Regions from separate parts of the Mus musculus genome. Here region 1 is linked to region 2. Evidence: chromatin loops called from intact Hi-C (ENCODE). Cell type or tissue: left cerebral cortex. All regions are shown on one strand. Links, peaks and the distances in the headings refer to the core of each region. The heading gives the core; the rest is flanking DNA. Region 1 overlaps Odaph (odontogenesis associated phosphoprotein). Region 2 has its middle 15 kb from the start of Gm42110.

Evidence for each region. Peaks named below come from ENCODE experiments on the same cell type or tissue, not always from the same donor. Only the 100,000 strongest peaks of a DNase experiment are listed, where the experiment ranks them.
Region 1: a loop joins it to region 2, with 2.3 times the contacts of the local background. A loop is called at or near these places in 15 of 42 quality-filtered maps.

Annotation. Positions count from the first base shown.
Region 1 is chr5:91,988,618-91,999,463 of GRCm38, reverse strand. It overlaps Odaph (odontogenesis associated phosphoprotein), which reads right to left. Exons shown (of 2, transcript NM_001177577.1): 2 at 4,147-4,819. The coding sequence ends at 4,503. Among named protein-coding and RNA genes, the nearest start is that of Odaph, 6.6 kb to the right of the region's middle. In left cerebral cortex, for the core only: a CTCF peak has its summit at 4,793; DNase peaks (open chromatin) are centred at 2,023, 2,382, 3,600 and 4,745; H3K4me3 peaks cover 472 bases; H3K27ac peaks cover 469 bases.
Region 2 is chr5:91,459,556-91,470,401 of GRCm38, reverse strand. No RefSeq gene overlaps it. Among named protein-coding and RNA genes, the nearest start is that of Gm42110, 15 kb to the right of the region's middle. In left cerebral cortex, for the core only: a CTCF peak has its summit at 5,094 (motif pointing left); DNase peaks (open chromatin) are centred at 5,194, 5,760 and 6,552.

The sequences.
Region 1 (10,846 bases), core at 1,688-9,687, 530 kb before region 2:
GGCCTCTTGGCCCACAAGCAGCTCTGTTACGGTCAGAGGTTCTAAAGTCTTAAAGATATTTTTCCACGTCTAGTATTCATCACCAACAGTGGAAGCTCAAATGCAACCCAGGGGCCTAGCTGCTATTGGTGGTTATGGGTGAATATGATCTCTCACTCCCTACTTTTCCCTTTGAGAACTGTGCTTCCATTCCAGGCAAACCTCCCCTTCCCCCAATTAAAAAGTAGCTTCTCTGACATAAATGCTCACCATGTCTCACTTCAGGCAATCTAGACTATGTGTTCTCAACCTGTGGGTCATGACCCACTTGGGGGTTGTAAGACTCTGAGGAGCTTTAACTACTGAGGACTCCCTATGTGAACCACGGGGAGCCAGGGATCGATGCAAAAGCAAGAGGAATTTATTGTTCCAGTGCGCTGGGGCTGTCCTGCACCTGAAGGAAAGGCAAGGACCTCCGGCTGCCTATTCTGCGAGTTTTTATACAGTTTTTAGGGGCAGAATAGAGCATCAGCAACTAGGCACAACATGATTGGTGGAACAGTGTACCCTCTAAACTGGTTGGTGTTAAGGGAATGAGGTAGTAGGGGCTTCCCATATCTGCAGGCAGCCAACAGTCAGTCTGTCCTGCAGTTTTTCTGAGGAATGTAATCAGCCCCTCCCTTCCAGAGGGGAGGGGTGCCTATGTGCTCCATGACCTCTCTCTTCCAGGAGGGAAGGGGCCTTCATGTTCTGGGGCCTGGTGGAATTTTCCAAAGGTCCTGAGCTGACCTCTTTAGGGTCAAATATCTGATATGTGGGTCACATATTAGATATTCTGCATTTCAGATATTTATATTATGATTCACAACAGTAGCAAAATTACTTAGAAACAATTATGGTTGGGGGGTCACCACAACACAAGGGCTACGCTGAAGGGTTGCAGTGTTAGGAAGGTTGAGAACCATTGGTCTAGATGCTCAGAACCCTTACAGCTAATGTGAGAATCATTAAGAGGCTGGCAGTGAGGTCTGTGGGGGTGAGGTTTTATTTTTTCACTTCTCTTTAAGGCAAGGATAAATATAAGAGTAACTTCTATGTGTGTGTTTTTAAAAAGATTTTTAAATTTTTTAATTATGTGTATATATGTGTTCTTGTGTGTGTGTGTGCACACTCGAATGCTGGAGCCTTTGAGGTCTGGAAAAGGACATCAGATACCCTGGAAGTGAAGTTACAGGTGGTTGTGAGCAGCCTGACGAGGGTGCTAGGAAGCAAATTCAGGTCACTGCTATGTATGCTTAACTGCTGAGCCATCGACCCAGCCTCTCTGTGTTGTCTTTAAGAATGCTTCTAGGCCCAGCCGTTAAGAGCACTGACTGCTCTTCCAGAGGTCCTGAGTTCAATTCCCAGAAACCACATGGTGGCTCACAACCATCTGTAATGGAATCCGATGCCCTCTTCTGGTGTGTCTGAAGACTGCCACAGTGTACGCACATACATGAAATAAATAAATCTTAAAACAAACAAACACATGAAAAAGATTTAACTGGCATTAGATTTCTGTGAGTTGGAGACCAGCCTGATCTAAGAGTGAGTTCCAGGACAGCCAAAGCTGCTACACACAGAGAAACCTTGTCTCGAAAAGCAAAAATAAAAAAAAAAAAAACAAAAACAAAAACCAAACCAAAACAAAAAGAATGCTTCTAAATTATCATTTTGAAATGATGTCACAATATAGAACAGCAAGAATTTCATATGGCCTTTACTTTCAGGCGTATCGATTGTAAAAACATTATCTACCCGCTTAACCACCTACCTACCTACCTATTGTGCATCTATCAAGTTCATTTTTTTTTCCCCTTGAATGATCTGAGATTGAATTCTTGAAATTAGGCTCTCATTCTCCATCAAATGCCCCAGAATCTCTTCTCTGAGAACATGATATTCTCTTCCAGAATTGCAAATTCAGAAACTTAACTGGTATGACAGCATTACTAAATATATTGTTCATATTCTAAGTTTGCCAGATCATTTATGGCCACCCTCCAACCCCCAGCCCTCACTGCCAGCCTTCCCATCTCAGGATCCCACACTACATTATCTGGCACGACATGTTCGTTCATTTGCTTTAACCTTCTCCTTTCATGGGGTCAGCATTTTTGAAGATGCTAATTTTGAGCACATCCTCAAACCCTCTGAGTTTATTGTAGGAGTAAATTGAGCTTATCTGTATGGGACATAATTAGAACTGTAGACTTACCTGGTTATTCACACCTCAAAGCCAAAAATACATGAAAGAATGATCATATCCTCCTGAAAGACCCCTTTGCTCCCAAACCAGCTTCATGTTAAAAAGAATGCGCATCTTAATGCCCTGGAGAAGCTAGATCCCTGGAAGGCATTGGTGGCTGGAGACACTCCAACGCAACATACTTGTCTGGAGTCACCATATTTTAGAAGCAAAATTCATGAAGCCAGAAGAATGGTAGAAATGTGTTTAAGTCATAAGAGCTCAAAGTTTTGAGTGCAAGTGTGTGCTGCCTAGCATAGAGGCATCTTTACCCATTACAGGGAGCGGGACAGTGTTATCTCACTTTACCTAAAGAAGATTCTGTCAAACCTGGAAGAATTAGCCAGCTTTCAGCAACAAACACAGTGATTGATACACCAAACCTGCCATCCATTGTTACTATGTAATCTGAGGTTTACACACTACCTAACAGGGTCTTGTAAGGGGTTAGACTTTAATTGTAAACTTGTATTTACATTTATTATTGTGTGTGAGAGGTGTCCTTGGAGAGGGGAGGCACAGGTGTCTCGGTGTCAGTGTGGAGGTCAGAAGATCACTGGTAGCCGGTTCTCTCCACTACCTTCTATGCCCAGAACTATTAATTTTTTTAAAAAAAGATTTTATTTCTTTATTTTATACATATGATGAATACACTGTTCCTATCTTCAGACACACAACAGAAGAGTGCATCAGATTCCATTACAGATGGTTGTGAACCACCATGTGGTTGCTGGGATTTGAATTCAGAACCTCTGGAAGAGCAGTCAGTGCTCTCAACCGCTGAGCCATCTCTCCAGCCCTTAATTTTTTTTTGTTTTTTGTTTTTTCGAGTCAGGGTTTCTCTGTATAGCCCTGGCTGTCCTGGAACTCACTCTGTAGACCAGGCTGGTTAATTTTTTTTTTAATAGCAAAAGTTCTAATATTTGGAAGGGAAATGCCCCAATCAAACTTAGGGTTGTTTTGAGACAGCGAGGTTCTTCGAGACTGCCAAGCACATAGGTGTGCTGTGAAGAGCCAGGGAGAGACATGAGATTAAAATCCAAATCTTTCTTCGTGTTTGTCTTTTTCTGGTTTGTTTTTCCTCCCCACCAAACAAACACAGAATGTGTGAAGTTCATTTCAAAATATATTTTCAGGATTAAAATAGGCTTTAACTTAAGCCTCTAAATTTGAAGGAAGTATCCCTTCTTACACTACTGGCTACCATGGCTTAAGTTTTTTCCTTTTCCATTTGACATGGGAAAGAAGCATGCCAGCATGACCATCTGTCTTCTTTTCCTGGATGTCCATTCCCAGAGTTCTCACGCATTTGTGTTTTTCTGAGTTTTCTTTCTTCCTATGTCACAGCAACGACAGCAGCAGCATTTGCACATAATTCTTGAGAACAAGTAGGAGTCACTGGCCTCATGCACAGAACTCCCACATCATTGCAAAGTGAGTGGCACAAGCGAGAGGCAGGGTTTGTTAGAGAGGCCACATGGACAAGGCCTTGTCTCTTACTCCCCTGAGAGCACAAGGCCCTCATCTTGAGATGCAGTCAACTAATGTCCAGGTAATTTTAAAGCCCAGTTTTTGATTGGAGCCATGTTGAAAGTTTGAAGAGAAGTATGTGTCTATGTGACAATCACAGGAGAAACAATGACACAGTTGTCTAATTAATATGAGCAAATAGTAATATTAAAAGTAAGTTAGGATATGACAGGTAAAATATTTTGAGTTGGGCAGTTCCCCGTAAAATTAGAGCATTACCTAGAACCATTTTCTCTAGATGGCTTTTTGCTTTAATCTTTATAGTTTCTTTTAAAGCTCTTTGTAGATCCATCTGCTCTCTAAGATTCCCGTTGAGTACGAAAAGAGTGTTATTAATGGATGCATTTGGCTCATAACGGTCTCATTAAAATGTCCTTCACTCTAATTTGGAAGTGGAGGTTAATTAATACTGCTGGTGTCCAAGTACGGATAAAAAATTATTAGAACCGCCCACTAAAAGACTTTATTTGCACTAATATCCTGTGGAATAAGACTGGTGCCGTTACGGCCAGATTTTGTAAGCAAAAATGTGTAATCCAAACTCCTTGTTGTTGATTAAAAAAAAGAAAGAAAGAGAAAAAAAATCTCGTCACTGTCATTGAGGGTACTTAATCTTCCAACGCAGGGATTTTAGATTGGAGAGCGAAACAGTTTCATCACCCTTTCCAGAGGCGCCGATTCTTTTGCTTCAACAAGTCTGCGCTTCTCAGTTCTCCCTGCTCTCCTCAGATGAGCTTCCGCTCTGCTGCTGTCTTCTAAGGATGAGTCGCCAAGGGATCAGTCTACCTCGCGGCCTGTAGAATGGCCAGAACTGGAAGCGGCGGTTGTTTGGAAGGAAGAAAGGGAACCTCGGGGAGAAGCCCGGCCCCCTTGGTGGAAAAGAAAACGTGGGTGTCCTTGGGATGGGCTGGGCCCTTGTTACCAGATTCCTTGTGGTGGGCGGAGGAGTGAGTGTGAAGATCTGGCAGTCTGTAGGCTTTGCGTTATTTTGTGAGCCGCCAGGAGGGGTGACTACATCTTGTCCTGTGGAAATGAAAATGTAGGTCAGGAAATGGGCCTAGCAGCAGAAACAAAAGACAGTTAGATCCCTCCGGGTGAGGCTTGGAGAGAGATAAGAATCAAACAGAGACATTTTAAAGCATGACTGAACTGCAGTGACTCAAGGAGATGATGCATGGACACAGCTAACGATCCACATATTTATCTGGGGAACTGGTCCAAAAGAAATAAATACATATTTATCAAAGACACTAGAAGACTAAATAGGTTACAGTAACCTAAACAATCCAAATGCCCCCATCAATAGGAGGATAGCTAAATAAACCATATACTTCATACAATGAAACAGTCCCCAGAATGAAAAGCAAAACCAGCCAGGCCCTAGACACCCAGATGAATCCAAGCTACAATAAACAATGGAAATTAAACACAAAAAGGTGTACAGTGTTCATGAATAAGCAAAGTGGAGCTAAGGTAAGAAGTCAGAATGAGGATCAGCACAAATGTGATTTTATGGAGGAATTAACCAAGAACTCTGTAGCAATGTTCTACACTTTGATCTCAGTACTCATTAAGTAGATTTGGATATTAGGTAATATACATACACATATGTGTACCAGTATAAAATGTGGTGAAGCTGTACCTTTAGGACTTAAGGTTTTTTTGTTTCTTGGGGGGGGGGTGTTGTTGTTGTTGTTGTTGTTTTGTATATCATTTAAGACTCTGTACTGGCTGGTTTTGTGTCAACTTGGAGTTATCACAGAGAAAGGAGCTTCAGGTGAGGAAATGCCTCCTTGAGATCCAGCTGTGGGTCATTTTCTCAATTAGTGATCAAGGTGGGAGGGCCCATTGTGGGTGGTATCATCTCTGGGCTAAGCAAGCCAGAAAGTAACATCCCTCCATGGCCTCTGCATCAGCTCCTACTTCCTGACCTACTTGAGTTCCCAGTCCTGACTTCTTTTGGTGATGAACAGCAACATGGAAGTGTAAGCTGAATAAACCCTTTCCTCCCCAACTTGCTTCTTGGTCATGCTGCTTGTACAGGAATAGAAACCCTGACTAAGACAGACTCACTGAAATAACACAAAATTTATTTACTATGGAGAAAATAAAAAATAAAGAAAATAGTGCCAAAGACCAGTGCACACATCTTGGTTTTGAGAAGAAATTTGGATGTAGCCAAGGGTTAGTTGTTCCCGTGCCTGAATCAGCCATTGAGTTGGTCTTGCAAAAGTAAGTTCTGCTGTGCAGAGTTCTGTGGCCTAGAACATATCAGTCTAGACAAGAGAAGACTGAACAGATGTGAATGCTGGAAACATGAACATCCTCCAGGAAGCTGAGCGTTCTGGTGACTTGAAAACCAAAACCCAAACCCAACCCAAACCAAACCAAAGCAAGCAACCAACCAATCAAAAACCCCTCTCCCTCTCCCAGGACAGTTGATTTGAATTTCTTGGCCACACTGGATATAATTATCTAGCTGCCAGAGACCTTAGTTCCTTTTTTTTTTTTTTTTAAAGAATTTGTTTATTATATGTAAGTACATTGTAGCTGTCTTTAGACACCAGAAGAGGGTGTCATATGTCACTACGGATGGTTGTGAGCCACCATGTGGTTGCTGGGATTTGAACTTAGGACCTTCTGAAGAGCAGTCAGTGCTCTTACCCGCTGAGCCATCTCACCAGCCCCTTAGTTCATTTTTAAACCAACAACTCTTAGATATGTCAGCTTTGAACACCTGGCTGTGGCTGATTGGGCTATTGCTAGACACTCAACACAGTCACCAGCTAGTCACTGAGGAATTAAATTCTCACTTGAGAATTACTGTGAAGACACAGTGGGAGATGTTAGTAGGAGGTGTAGGACAGTGGCTGATGTGTGACTTTTTGGCCAGTTGAATTTTGATGGAGAGGTCAGCCTCCATGTAATAGTATGGTAAGCAGCCTTCTTCCCCCCTCTTTCCCCCCCCCAAGATAGTATGTATATGCATGTTCACATACATGTGTGCCTGTGTGTGCATGATTATGTATACACATGTGTGGAGGCCAGAGATTGATGTTGGGCATCTCTATAACTTGATCTCTACTTTATTTATTGAGGCAGGATCTCTCACGGAACCCAGCACTCTCTGATTCCCCTGGTCAGTGACTGCTGGAGAGGAAGTCACTGTCTTCAGTGATGGAGCCACCAACCTATGCTCTAGTGGAGACCTTCACACCCACGTCTACTTGGTTGGCCTTGGTTAAATCCGACAGAACAAGCACAAAGCAAAACCAAAACGAGACTTGAAAGTGGGATGGAGATTTGTGGGAGCACCTGGGAGGGGTTGGTAGTTGATAGTGGGAGATGGTAAGAGAAGGTAAAAGGATGGGTGTGGTTAGGCCTGTATGTAGTTGTATACAATGTCATACTTATAAGATAATCATTTTATAAGGTTGGTAATTTTCCCCACACCTATCCAGACTACTGAATATTGAAACGATATGACTGAAATTAGGTCGAGAAACATCAAATTATAGAAGATGACTAAATCCCACAGTGTTGATTCTTTCTGATAAATTCCTAACTTTTGTAACATGAAAACTTTATATACTCAGAATCTAGCCACTAGGAGAGAAGTTAGCCTTGCTGGGAAGTCTCATCCTGATAGCTGGCTATTAGGTCAGGCTCAGCAAGGCCTTGAGCTCTGCCATCCAGTGAACTATCCCGCTTTATAAACATCCTGACCACCACCTGCTGCATAGGCTCATCTTGTTTCTTGATGCCCTGAAGCTGACCTCTCAATCCCATAGTGGTTGGTGCTAGAGCATGCAGAAGACTTTTCTACCAGGCTGAGGTGTTTAGCTTCGTGCTCTCTTCTGGGAATCCACAAGCAGCTTCCCTCTATCACCCACCCAGGACAGTCGATGAGACCATATAAACATGTTTTGATATTTCCCCAGCAAGCTAATCACATGATGATTACAGTGGGTTACTACTTCCAAGTTACTACTGCAAGTGTCCTCGAATGTAAGAACTGGAGCTGGAGCACTGGCTCCTCAGCCAGAGGACTCAGGTGTGATTCCCAGTACACACATGGTGTCTTACAACTACCAATCTGGTTCCAGGGGATCTAACACACTCTTCTTCCAGGCATGCAGGTGGTGTGCAGGCAAAACACCCCTACATATAAAGTAAAAATAAAGTGTGGGAGCCCTAGGACTTGGTTTGGCAGTCTGTCTCATGGGACAAGGTCAAGACTATCTATGTGAATTGATGCTAAACGGCTTCTTCCTTCCCCTCGCTCAGCTGACCCCGCCTACCTATCTCTTCTTTAACCTCATTCTGCTCACTTCCTGAAGTCATTATCTTTGTTTTCTCCTCAAACTGCCTTGAAAATTCCATCTTGATTTACTACCTCTCTAAGTTTACCTAATGCCACATTTCAGAGTGAAAACTTGGGCAATCTGCTAATAACATCTCAGGTTCTTCTTTTGTTAAAGAGGGCTGTAAACATCTCAGGTTCTTTTGTTAAAGAGGGCTGCAAACATCTCAGGTTCTTCTTTTGTTAAAGAGGGCTGCAAGCTTTGTACCCATTCAAACAGTTAAACAGTGCTGTCCCCTCTACCCCAAAACGCTGCTTTGGCAAAAGTCCTTAATATTCCTGGGCTTAAATTTTGGCTCCCGGTGCCTAGAGTTCCTCTTGTCCTGGATCTCTCATGTAGTGCCCAAGTCAGACCTCCTTAGGGAGATCGTCCCTGCCTGGACGCTGGATTGGAACTTGGAAAACTTCCATAGCAGTCTTGGCCCACCAGCATTGAACTTATGAACCATGCCCTTAGCATTCCTGAAATGCCCAGCAGACCATCTTACAGACTGGCCCTACCCCCAGGGCCTGTGGAAGAATTAAACTGATGGAGAGAAAGCTTCATTTCTATAACAGCATAAGTTTCTATGTTCTTACCTATGAAGGACAGTGTGAAGATTAACATGTATTTCCCACACGTCACACACTGACACACCAGCAAGGGCACTGTACATCAAAGCTAAGCATCCTGAAAACTTAATAAGACCAAAGTAGGTCACACATTTGAATGTTGACTAAAAAACATCTGCCAGGCAGTGGTGGCTCACGCCTTTAATCCCAGCACTTGGGAGGCAGAGGCAGGCAGATTTCTTAGTTCAAGGCCAGCCTGGTCTATAGAGTGAGTTCCAGGACAGCCAGGGCTACACAGAGAAACCCTGTCTCAAAAAACAAAAACAAAAACAAACAATCAAACAAACATCTGGAGAGGCAGGGCAGCATGATATTCCAGAGGCAGGGTCCCTGCTTCTAATACTGTGACTAAGGACAGATCACCTCACCCCTGAGGGTTTTTTTTTCCCTTATTTGAAAGATGTAAGAATAGTATGGTCTATCCAATGGGCTTATGAAATTATCCAAGATAAGATATTAACGGTTCTGGGAGATACCCTTTGCATAGTACACATTTATTAAGTTAGCAATTGTTATTGTTAATTGTTAAGGTTGTGAATGTTATAGAAGGATTTTTAGCAGCACAAGCTTCACTTCTTAGGTTTATCTGTTTATCTTTTATATAAGATCTGTGTGTATCAAGGTAAGGGTAGGACTAAAGTACATAATAACTATAAGACTAGGAACTCTGTGAAGACGAGGGATTATTGATTCTGTTGGTCATTGCTGATGTCTTCAGCACCTGGAACACTCCCTGGATGGCAGTGTTATCCTTGAAGACTTGGTGTATCTCTGAATGACTAGGCAGACACTGGCTGTTCTTCTCGGTGTTTTTGTGGTACTCAGCGAGAATTTAATTCCAGCCTTAGAGTGTTTTAAATAATAATTTATATTTAAAATTATAGTATTATATAATACAAGCCAAAATATTGTTTGAAGTTTGGATGTCAGTCTTAAATGGGCTTATTATAGTCTAGACGTGAAATTTGTATCATACCCCCAAACTAGCTCGATTTTTTAAAAAAAGAGGTAATGATGAGAAGATCTTTTTATAATTACCTGTGCTCTGTGGTTTATCTGGGCAGTCAAGAGCTGTTTTGTAGAGAGCTGTAGTGATTTTTATAGCAGCAAGCCTGGGTCTACCCACGCCATTCTTCCTTACAGAGCACCTGGAATCTTAGATTTCCCATGCCCATTCAGACTCCAGCCACAAAGAAATACCAATGCCGTGGTTAACTGACTCATAATAACTGTAACTCAATTCATTTTGTGGACACCAAGAACGATTGGCTATTTTTGTAAAATTCATCACTTGAAAGATAAAGAATTTAGAGCCCAGAAAATGTGCTAAACTCCCCGTCCCCCCTTCAGGATGCTGTACGTCGGGTCAACCGTGTGCACATCCCATATTACATGCTGAATTGAGCGCTGTGATGACAAAACCATAGCGCCTGTCTCTGAGGATTGGAAAGAGATTAGATACAGACAGATCTGCCAGTCAGGCATGGAACATACACTGCAGGTGAGGCACAGACTGCTTTGACAATCCAAAGATGTCAGAGAAAAACAACCTATTTTACAATAAAGTGCCTCCAGAAAGACTTGTAAGTGTGATATTACAGTAGCATTTAATTGCTGTTACTCGAAGCAGAACTGCAGAGAGCAGATGTGAGGCAGGAAAGGAGCAGGTGCTCTTGGACGGCGAAGGGCACAGGGACACATGTGAGCCTTCCTGCTGGGCAGTCAGTCCCAGAGGACAAGCAGAAATGAGTGATGACCTAGAACCTGTGCTGCCAAGCTCAGAGACCAAATCTCACCTTTCAGACGAAATTTTTATTTGTTTGTCTGGGGACATTGTCTCACTATGTAACCCTGGCTTTCCATTCTGAAACTTGCTACATAGACTAGGCTGGCCTTGAACTCGCAGATATCTTTCCGGCTTCTGCCTCTGAGTGTCAGGATCAGAGGCACACACCACTGTGTTCAGCCCTCAAAGGATAGTTTTAGATATAAATAATTGAAATCTCGAATCTCGTTATAACCTATTTAGCTATTTTCAAAGCCTCAAGAGAACAAAACAAGAGATGTCAACAAAT
Region 2 (10,846 bases), core at 1,860-9,859:
GGTGGAGCTCTTTTTGATCCCAGTTGTTAACAATGAATTCTATCCCAGGTGGTTCCTGTTAGACCTTCTGTGTTTGTATTCCTCTGTTTTGTGTAAGAATCCAGTAACCTCTTTGTACCTTGCGGGTGTGTCACCCAACTTCCTTATTTTCTTCTGTATAAAAAGTTTGATGCTCGATTTGACAAATTACATTCAGATTATACACAACCTCTCCTGTGTGCATCTGTCTGTCATTTCATCCGACGCTTTTGCCCACCTGCCCCAGAGACCCATTCCACGCAGACAAAGGGATCCAGAGGGTCTGCGGCAATTATTGTTAGTTACTGTTATTTTGTTATTGGAGGTGATACCATGTTGGAAATATGTGTGATTCTCCTCATTTGGATTTGTTGTGAGATGCTTAATTCTTGCCTTTTCTTGGGTATAGTGTTGGAGTTTTTCTTCTCATCCTGTGTAGGGCTGGGTTAGTACAAAGATGCTGTTTAAATTTGGTTTTGCCATCGAATATCTTGGTTTTTCCACCTATAGTGATTGAGAGTTTTGCTGGATATAGTAGTCTGGGCTGGCATCTGTGGTCTCTTGGTATCTGCAAAACATATTTCGAGAATCTTTTGGTGCTTAGAGTCTCTGTTGAGAAGTCAGGTATAATTCTGATAGGTCTGCTTTTGTATGTTACTCAGCCCCCTTTCCTTGCAGCTTTTAATATTCTTTTTCTCTTCTGTACATTTAGTGTTTTGATCATTATGTGGTAGGAGGATTTTGTTTTCTGACCCAATCTATTTGGCTTTCTATAGGTTTCTTGTATGTTTATAGCCATCCCCTTTTTAGGTTAGGGAAGTTTTATTCTGATTTTGTTGATGATATTTCTGACCCTTTGAACTGGAAATCTTCACCCTCTTCTATTCCTAGTATTCCTATGTTTGGTATTTTCATTGTGTCCCAATTTTTTCTGGATATTTTGAGTTAGAAACTTTTTACATTTGATGGTTTTTTTTTTTTTTTTTGGCCAGTTAATCAATTTCTTTTATAGTGTCCTCCATGCCTGAGATTCTCTCTTCCATCTTTTTCTTGTATTATGTTGGCGATGCTTGTGTCGGTATATCCTGTTCTCTTTCCTAGTTTTTCCATCTCCAGGGTTGCCTCCATTTGTGCTTTCTTTATTGCTTTTATTTCCACAGATGGTGCTGTGTGCTCTGGGTTAGAGCAGGTCTCCTGGGAGGCAGAATGAGCTGTGAAGTGGAGGTGGGTGGTGATGAGATGATCATTAGTGCAGATGGAGATATGAACCAGAATGTATATATGTTATACATTATACACACATATACATTCTCTCTATACATATATTACACATAACTGCATTATATTATATATAATATATCAAATTTACCTATATGCTTTTCATACCTGGTTCAGCCACTCTAACCAACCCTCAGTGATCCTATTGTTGCACTTGTTTTGTTCACTCCCAGCCTTGGATGGTGCAACCAACACTTGGTGTCCTCTCTCGTATGTTATCCAGTCCTGAAGAGCTTCAGGGGAAAATCATAAACATTCCTATTTGGAATCAGGTAAAGTAAATCTTCATATCATTAAACAATGCCTGTGCACATCTTTGATCTGCATCTTCACAACTTACCACTATAATTCTAAACTTCTGTGGCTTTTCTCATATCATCACTGTTCACTAGATGAATTGTAAAGGCAAAAATGAAGGTGTGTGCATCTTTGTGTTCACAGTACCTACAAAGACTGGCAAGACATTGCAGAAATGTATAAATGGTAGTGGAGTAAAAAGAAAAATGGGTTTTAATGTAAAACACGTGTTTCAGCTGTTGGTATCTCCATTTATCAGTGTCATTTGGAGCAAGTGCATTAAAGATTTTGACTCCCAATTATATTCTAATACATCCAAGCTCTTAATTTGTTCTAATGTATGTGTTAACCAGAGAATTCAATTGCCTCAATCATTATGAGCCTCAAGAGGCACAATGCATTTGAACAACATTTCAAATGCTGAATGGTATTATGGAAGTGATCAATAATTAGCTATTATTTTCCCTAGGCCCACGACCTATCTCATTTCAGGTTCTTGGTCTCTTTAGCAGAATCTGACAGACTTCCATTTCGTGGAGTGGGTATTAAATTCAACCAGAAAGCAGTTGGTTACATCTATAAGATTTGTGCCGTGTTTGCATCAATATATCTTGCAGGCAGGCTGATCACTGTTAGAGGACATGAGATTTGTAGCTGGGTAATATTAATGCTTATCTTCCTCCTCTAGTAGCATGCAGAGAAGCTTACAACACCATAATGGATATTAGTCAGTAGGGGTGAAGCTTCTGTGAATACATATGAACTCACAAAGACTGTGGCAGCACGCACAAGCCAGATGGGGTCCAGGCACTGACAGGAGGAGTAGACACAGACTCTGACCCATAACCAAGAAGCTATTTACAGTTAATTCCTGATGGCAAAGGGAAAATCACTTTTCTCCAATGGAGTGTCACTGGGTGTATCAACCTCACTCTAGGTCAGGCTCTGGGCCCAGCAGTAGTTGTCCAATCCAAAGTGAACTGCACGGGGTTTTGTTTTTGTGTGTTTGTTCTATAAGCTTTTTGTTGTGTTTGTTTGTTTTGTTGTTGTGGTGGTGTGTCTGTATAAGAGAGGAAGAGGAAGAGGAAGAGGGAGAAGGAGAGGGAGAGGGAGAGGGAGAGGGAGAGGGAGAGGGAGAGGGAGAGGGAGATATGAATTTGTGTGAATAGGGAGATAAATAGGAACTGTGAGACATCGTGAGAGGGGAAATGTGGCCAAAATATATCATAAAAAAATTCAAATATATTTTAAAAATAAAAATAAATCTTAGCAAATGCTGATAAACATAAGAGCAATGACAGGTAGCTTTTCGGAGTAAAGACCCACTCTTTCTCTCTTTCATTACCTTGTTAGCATTTTTCCTGAACAAATATGCATATTTGATCAGTTATCTTTTTTTTCCCCTAACAGAACAAGAATAGATTAAAGGAGGCTAGGAAGACTCTCGAGAGTTAATTTATTTCCCTCTGTGGAAAAGTGCAGTTATTTCTGTCTCCTTATGTCACTGAGTAAATGCACCTCAGCGAACACAATGCAGGACAACTTTCATACTGAACACAACAGAATGTTGGTGTTGTTGTTTAAGGGTGTCATTATGTAGACAGTGCTGGCCTCAGAATTAGAAATCTGCTTGCCTCTGCTTCTGATGAAGTGCTGCGACTGCAGATGTGCGCCATCATGCCCAGGGACAGTTTGACTTTTATGCCTTTCAGTGTCTTCTATTTTTTTGGTTTGGGGACCACAATGGATTTGTGGCATCTGAGTCACAGCCTTGTACTAGTGAAAGACTTTGTCCCTGAATATTTATTTTATGTTCATTTTTATTTGCCTACCAGGCTGGTATTCCTGCATTCCACTCTTTCCTACAACTAAAGGCAGAAAACATTCATTCTCGAGTAAATAATTTTTTAGTAAGCTGGCAAAGTAGGTGTATTTACCAGTGCTCTATTCATGTCCACTCCTCCCAGAGCTGCTGTATTTCCCTCAGTCTGCCCCTCACACACTCTCCTCCACAAAGTGCTCTGAGTCCTCTCTGCTCTCATTACCAAAGCCTTTATCCAGCTTCTGAAAGAGCAAACGAATCCTGTTCCCTAACAATTTACATGTTGAAGCTTTATATCCCAGTACCTCAGAACATGACTGACTTTGGGGACAGAGTTCTTAAAGTGATGATGGAATTCAAACAAGTCTGTCAGAATGAACCCTAATTCAACTTAATGTCCTTAGAAGAGGGAGCTGGACACTTGTGATATAACTGCACAGGCAGAGGCCATGTGAATGCATGGCAGAGAAGGCAGATGGTCACTTACAGACCAGGAAGAGAGGTCTCTGGGCAACCCAAATCTATGAACACCTGACCTTAGACTTCCATCCTCTGGAGCTATATGAAAATAGTCTTTTATGATTTAGGCCATTCAGGTTATAAGGTTCTGTTAAATCATCCTGGTAAACAAATTTTGTCATGAAATTCCCAGCATCTTGTGTGATTCGGGTCTAGGAAAGAGGTAGAGAGCAAAGGTCAGAGAATGAAATAGTACACAGTCAAGAAAAGAAAGAGGGAAATTGGGGAAAAGTTTGAAGTAGATGTCAGTTCAGTTACTAAAGTAGATGTAGACTTTAGTTACTAAAATCTGGGCATCCAGAAGTGATTTAAAGAAATCTTCTCACCAGCTGCTTTCCTTAAGTGCTTGTAGAACCATGGTGTGGAAATCTTTTGATATTTTCTTATGTTCTTGGCTCTTACATTCTGATTCCACTGAGTTCATCATGCTCATTCCTGCTCTGAGAGTCAATCAATATGCTCGTCATCAAGGCTGCATTCCCCATCCTCACCCCCAGCTCCAGAGATTCTGCTGACTTAATCATTATTACTGCGTCAGGAATGCAAAGATGCAGTACGTGCGGGTGTATCTCTCTCTCTCTGTCTCTCTCTGTTCCTCTCTCTGTCCCTCTCTCTGTCTCTCTCTCTGTCTCTCTCTGTCTCTGTCTCTCTGTCTCTGTCTCTCTCTCTTGCTGTTTCCCTAAAAGTGTCACCTAAAAATGTCCTTGGATGTCTTAGTTTACATCTATAATTCTTGGTTGGTTCTGAAGGATGTACTGAACTTTAGAGTTGGACCTTCACAGAATAAGAACCTCCTTATAATATTCTTGCCAAGATGAAGTTTCAAGCTATCAGAGACTTTCATGAGAGCCCATTCAGCATTTCAGCGGACTTGGTTTTCATTTCGTTGCCTTAGTTGTGTCTCATGATCATTTATAAACTTGAGAACCTGCAGAGGGTAACTATGAATCAACCTACCTACCTGCTTGCTGCCTGCCTGTCTGCTTGCCTGCCTGTCTGTCTGTCTGTAATCATCTATTTCTTTATTTTGAATTTTTAATAAGGCCCCAATCCCCTATTAACCTGGGGAAAAAACAGGATGTGGAGGTCTTTAAGCCTTAGAGAACCTCCCTTCTTAGGTGTAGTTCAGCTTGTTCTGTTTTAGACTGACACCTGGTGGTCACACAGGATCAGCCACTGCCTGGACAGTGAAGAATTTTATCCCAGGGAAGAGTGGGCCACATTGTATGTTGCTCTTGCCAGCAAATACTCCAAAGCATGGGTATTTATTTTTCATTTTCTGTTGTTATATAAATCAAAGTGCCTGCTGGGATTTTACTATACTTCTCGAAAGATTTAAAAATAGGATATTTTGACTGAGCACTTCGGCTTTTCTAAATGTGTCTCAAGGAAACATGCAGACAGATTTATGTATAAGCATGTTTCTCAGTGTTATTTATACCCACGAATTTGGAACACCCCACATGTTTAAAAATACAGATTCTTAAAGTCGATGTTCCAGAACACTCTGCTTTTAAAACATGCATAATGACACAGAGAGATGTTTATAATCCACATGAAGTGTATACAGCTAATGCAAAAGCAAGTGACTCCACAGTTTTACTGTAGGGTTTCTGTATATTCCCCTCTTTTCAGGGCATATATCTAACAGTTTTTGAAAGCAAATCAAAGGAACCCAAAATGGTAAATATTTTATGTGCATCATTAACTGCATGGGAGAGTTCAGTCACATTTTCTTTTGAAAGTTATGAGTCCATTGCAACCTTTCCCCTGAAACTGGCGCATAGACATACCAATATAGTCTATTGGTGCAAAAGGTCACGAACAATGGCTTTGCTGTTCTGAGGCAGGAATAATCTGGGAAGCTCACACACACAGCTGCTTCTTTAGGCAGCTAATGGGTCTCGTGGCTGCATCAAAGCATGCTATTTCTTACGTGGCCCCAAAGATTCATTAATTTCTCCAATTAATTTGAGTTAGGCTTTTCTTCCATGCGTTGGTTAGGATGAGGAGGGAGGTGTGAACTGAATCACTGTGCATAAGGTTCAGTAAGCAGAACTGTATTTTAGCATTGAAGACCCCCCATCTCTTCCAGTACTTCTGGGACATAGATCTGACCATTTCAAACAATGCAAATGTATAAATAGATCACCTCACCTGCTTCACTGGTCCTTTAGCCTCAAAAAAGAAAGGTGAATTCAGCTCACAGTTTTTTGTTTGTTTGTTTTGTTTTTGTTTTTGTTTTGTTTTTGTTTTCTGAAGACCTGGAAGCAGCTGCCTAGGGTACCCAGAGCAGCCTGGTGGCTGGCCACACCTACCTGGAAGGGGCCGCATAATGCTTTGCAGCTCTCACATTGATTTGCTTAATACTCTCAGGCATGATTCTTACAGAATGCTTATTCTGTTTTAACATGTCAACCCTATGAACACCAGGCGGCTACTCCAAGAGGAAGATCAGTCCCTGCTAGCCCAATCCGCAGGTTGAGCTTGTCCCAGTGAAATGATACTGGCTTTTTCATTTAGTCAGTTGGTCAGCAAAACAGTGGCAACTATTGCAGAGAAGTTCCTGGTTCCCCATGCACAGGCATTGCATAGGGACTGGTAAACAGAGGTTTCCAGCTCTGGGTGGAAACACATTGTCCAAGCTTGGCATTGAATAACTTCTGCTGAATTCAGAGCAGCAGCAGCCTCCACATGACTATTTTCCATCTTCAAAGTCGTAAAAATATCTAAGTGGTGAACGTTAGCCAACATGAAAAGATAGGGATCCATCCTATAATCAGTTTCCAAATGCTGACACCATTGCATACACTAGCAAGATTTTGCTGAAAGGACCCAGATATAGCTGTCTCTTGTGAGACTATGTCGGGGCCTAGCAAACACAGAAGTGGATGATCACAGTCAGCTATTGGATGGATCACACGGCCCCCAATGGAGGAGCTAGAGAAATTACCCAAGGAGCTAAAGGGAACTGCAACCCTATAGGTGGAACAACATTATGAACTAACCAGTATCCTGGAGCTCTTGACTCTAGCTGCATATGTATCAAAAGATGGCCTAGTCGGCCATCACTGCAAAGAGAGGCCCATTGGACTTGCAAACTTTATATGCCCCAGTACAGGGGAACCCCAGGGCCAAAAAGGGGGAGTGGGTGGGTAAGGGGTTGGGGGGGTGGGTATGAGGGACTTTTGGGATAGCATTGAAAATGTAAACGAGGAAAATAACTAATTAAAAAAAAAAAGAAAAGATAAATGGGCCTGATCATGTACTATCTATCAAGACTTATAAAGTGAAATTTAACAATAGAATACTATGTGTGCTAAAACTTTTTATCTATAGAGTGTTTTCTTGTTTTGTTTCCCTCAATTTCAACTAAAATCACCACAGTGTCCAGCCATAGCTGTGACAATGTAGCTTAGGACAGTGACAGGCTTTCTTACCGTTAGGGATTTTAGCAGACTCTTTAGTTTGTATTTACATTTGTTTCCTGTTATTTTTCTCCCTCTCATGAAGATCCCTGAGAGTCCTCATCTGTCAGGACCCCTCCAGTGTATCCTCTGGTTGTAGTCATAACTACAGCCAGACTTCAGCCCTCATTAACTACTACACCCCAAGGATGGAAAGTTCTGGTTGGATCAAAATTAACAGCTGGCTGGAGAACCCTGATGAAGTTTGATTCTTAGTGATCTATTTTATTTGCATTTTATAATATTTGCTTTTAGCTAATGTACTATCCCAGACATTTAAAGGAACAAACATTAATGTTGCAAAGTATTGCTTTAATCTAGCCTTTCTCAGCTTGTGTAAACCACTTAAGATTCTCATGCTCTTTGAGATGTTATAAATTGCTGAGGTGGGTAGAAACAGAGGGTCCTAGGAACATGTTTTTCCTAAAATGTATTTACAATATATAAATAAAGAAGACATTGATTTTTGTTGTTATTTTGAGATAGTGTGTTTTAAAAAGAAAAAGTGTTTCAAAAGTTCTAAAACAGTTACATGAAGGGACCTTAGGCAAGGGCGAGTGCTCTGACACAGAGTAGGAGGACTACAAATGCATCTTTAGGTCAATGCAGGCAATCCCTTTGTGATGCTTGCCTGTGCTGCCCAGTATGTATTAGCAATTTCCCCACATACTCATGCTACATAATTATGTATACATCAATAAGTTCCTTATTGATTTATGCATGAGAGAAAAGAGTTAAATAAAGACATTTTCAATTGATTTAAATTGGCAAATTGGCCTTTGAAAAATGTGAATAATTGTACCCACTGGTTTGTTAAAAGTTAACAAGTCTGATGGGGCTGGAGAGATGGCTGAGTGCTCAAGAGTACTGCTGCTCTTGTAGAGGATAGGGGCTCAACACCTATATATATGGTGGAAAGCTACAGGGAACCCGACACCCTTTTCAGACCTCTGTGGACAGTAGATATGCTCATGCGTGTAGGCAAAGTACACATAGCATAAGATAAAATAAAAAAATGAATCTAATAAATTGTACTAAAATGTTTGCTTTTCATGACAACACAACGATCCATTTCAACAGCCCAGTGTGGAACCTACTAAATCCTGGCAAGTGTCACTTTGTGCCCTTATCTTCAATGTACACATGCGCACAGAAGGACAGTTTCAGAGGATGTTGTAATGGAAATAAAGGAGACTCGTGACTGGGTATGATGGATGCTTTGACATGAAAACAGCGTTTCCATCACTAACTTTAAAATGCAATTATTAAAAATGGAGGAACAGAAGTATAAATTATTCTTTATATTTGCTCTATTTTACCTTTGACCTTTTCTTGTGGGGCTGTAGGTTGTACCTGTTCAGGACAGTCCTGGTTTGATTCCTAATAAACCCATGGAGGGGCAAGGGCCAGATGAAGGGCTGGAGCCTTCAGATGCTAATGTGCAGTGTTTTGTTTATGTTATCAGGAGTGGTGTTGGAGGCTGAGAATCAGCCAGAGTTTTTAAGAGTAAGGTGAATGGAGTGTAGAAAACCCAAACTCAATACTCAAACATGAGAGTACTCTTAAAAACTGAACAACACAAGAGACCCTGAAGGATTTTCTTGCAATGAGACCAAGGCTAGAGATAAAAAGCACCTTGAATCTAGGGATTGGCACATGAGCTTGGGATCATTTAAACAGTTGCGATACAGATGCAGTAGGCAATGGTACTCTTAGATCCAAATCTCTTCTCTTCGCTATAGTAAATCAACCTTTCTTCCTGTTCCCACCATGGAAAGTTCACTCATTTTAACGGTGTTCACCATCTCATGCATCAACTGTGAAGAATGAATGAATACAGAGCCAGAAATACTTCAGCTTAGCATCCATTGCAGGTTGGTGCTCCATAAATATTACCAGGTACTAGCAAGCCGAGGGAGATACTAGACTGAATAATGCCAGATGAAGGTAGAGTAATGCAGTACTTAGCAAGAAGCTGTAGAATTGGATACACTTGGGAGAGTTATTGGCTCTTTCTTTTCACTACTAAAATTGCTTTTCTGTGGAAGACAACATGACAGGTTTATCAAGTGCTGAGCACTTCGCTGCCTGTGGCAGGTTAAGGCTAGACCACCTTGGCTTTTCAAAGTCAGAGGGAGGATGGATGGGCTTGTGGACGAAGAATTTGAAAGAGCCAACGTGTATGTTGACCTCTGGCGAAGAAAACCTGATTCTCAGAGTGTGTCACATATACACGCTTGTGCTAGACAAATACACAAGATACTTGTGATCACCATGGATGAGATAACTTCTTCTGGACCTGTTCTTCCTGCTGCCCCACCTTAACATAGTCTTAGCATTTATTTAGACTGCACAAAACCACCATGACTCTGCTTTCTCAACTAGGGAGGCTTTCTAGGACTGCCAATAGCTTCTTTCAAATCCTCTAGAAAAGGCAAGTTTTGATATTAAATGCCTGGTGGAGACCTTATTTATTGTGCCTGACCTGTGCTGTTTTCCACTTCTATTTATTTTAAGAAGTTCGTGGCTTACCAGAATAAATGAGTAGGAAAGGAATCCAAGGAGAAAATGATGAACAGCTTGCTAGGAACCAAGTATTAATGGTGAGTTATAGGCCAAGACTTGTTATCTTGGGCATCAGGCTTCAGAGTGCTCAAATCTGTGAAGAGGCACAGAGCTCCAACTTTGAGTGTGTCAGGACTCCACTCATTTCAAAAAGCTTAACATTATCATGGCCTCCTCAGCAGAGGGAATTCTATTCCTGTATGTAATCATTGAGCTCAAGGTCATCAAAGCATTAACAACAAGCCATTCACTCCTCCCCACCTCCGTATTCCATGGTTTAGTTAAAACCAAAACAAAACAAATGCCAGAACAAATACCAAACACTTAAAGTACCATTATTATTATTGTTGTTGTTGTTGTTGTTATTTCAGAAGGTTGAAGTTATATAAATTGAGGCTGAGGTGGATTTCTAAGGAGATATGTTTGAAGCAGGATTAGGATGAAACATGTATTTCAGAATTTACTTTCATGTTTCACGTAAGGCTCTCACTGTAGGTTGCTGGATGTTCATGCTTCATTCTGGCTCTCAACCTTTCATCATTTCAACAGCCAGCCAGATTCCCACAGCAGGTTTCCCTGAGCCTCTCTCTCTCCTCCACATAACAACATATTCTTATTTCATCTTACTCGCCAATGTTCTGCTTCTAATAGAATTCCCGTTCAGTCTCTCTAACCAATCCTAGATGTCCTGTTGCTAAAGCCATGTAAGCATCTAGATTTTTTTCCAGTGGATCTCGGAGTGAGCACCCACCATCTTCCTCTCCATGCCAGATGCTTTCATGAGATGTAGAGCAAAGAATGGGGGCACAGCCTGTTATGTCATCTCTTTCATGTGATGTAAAAAATGGGGCACAGGCTCTGGTGACATCTCTCTCTTGAT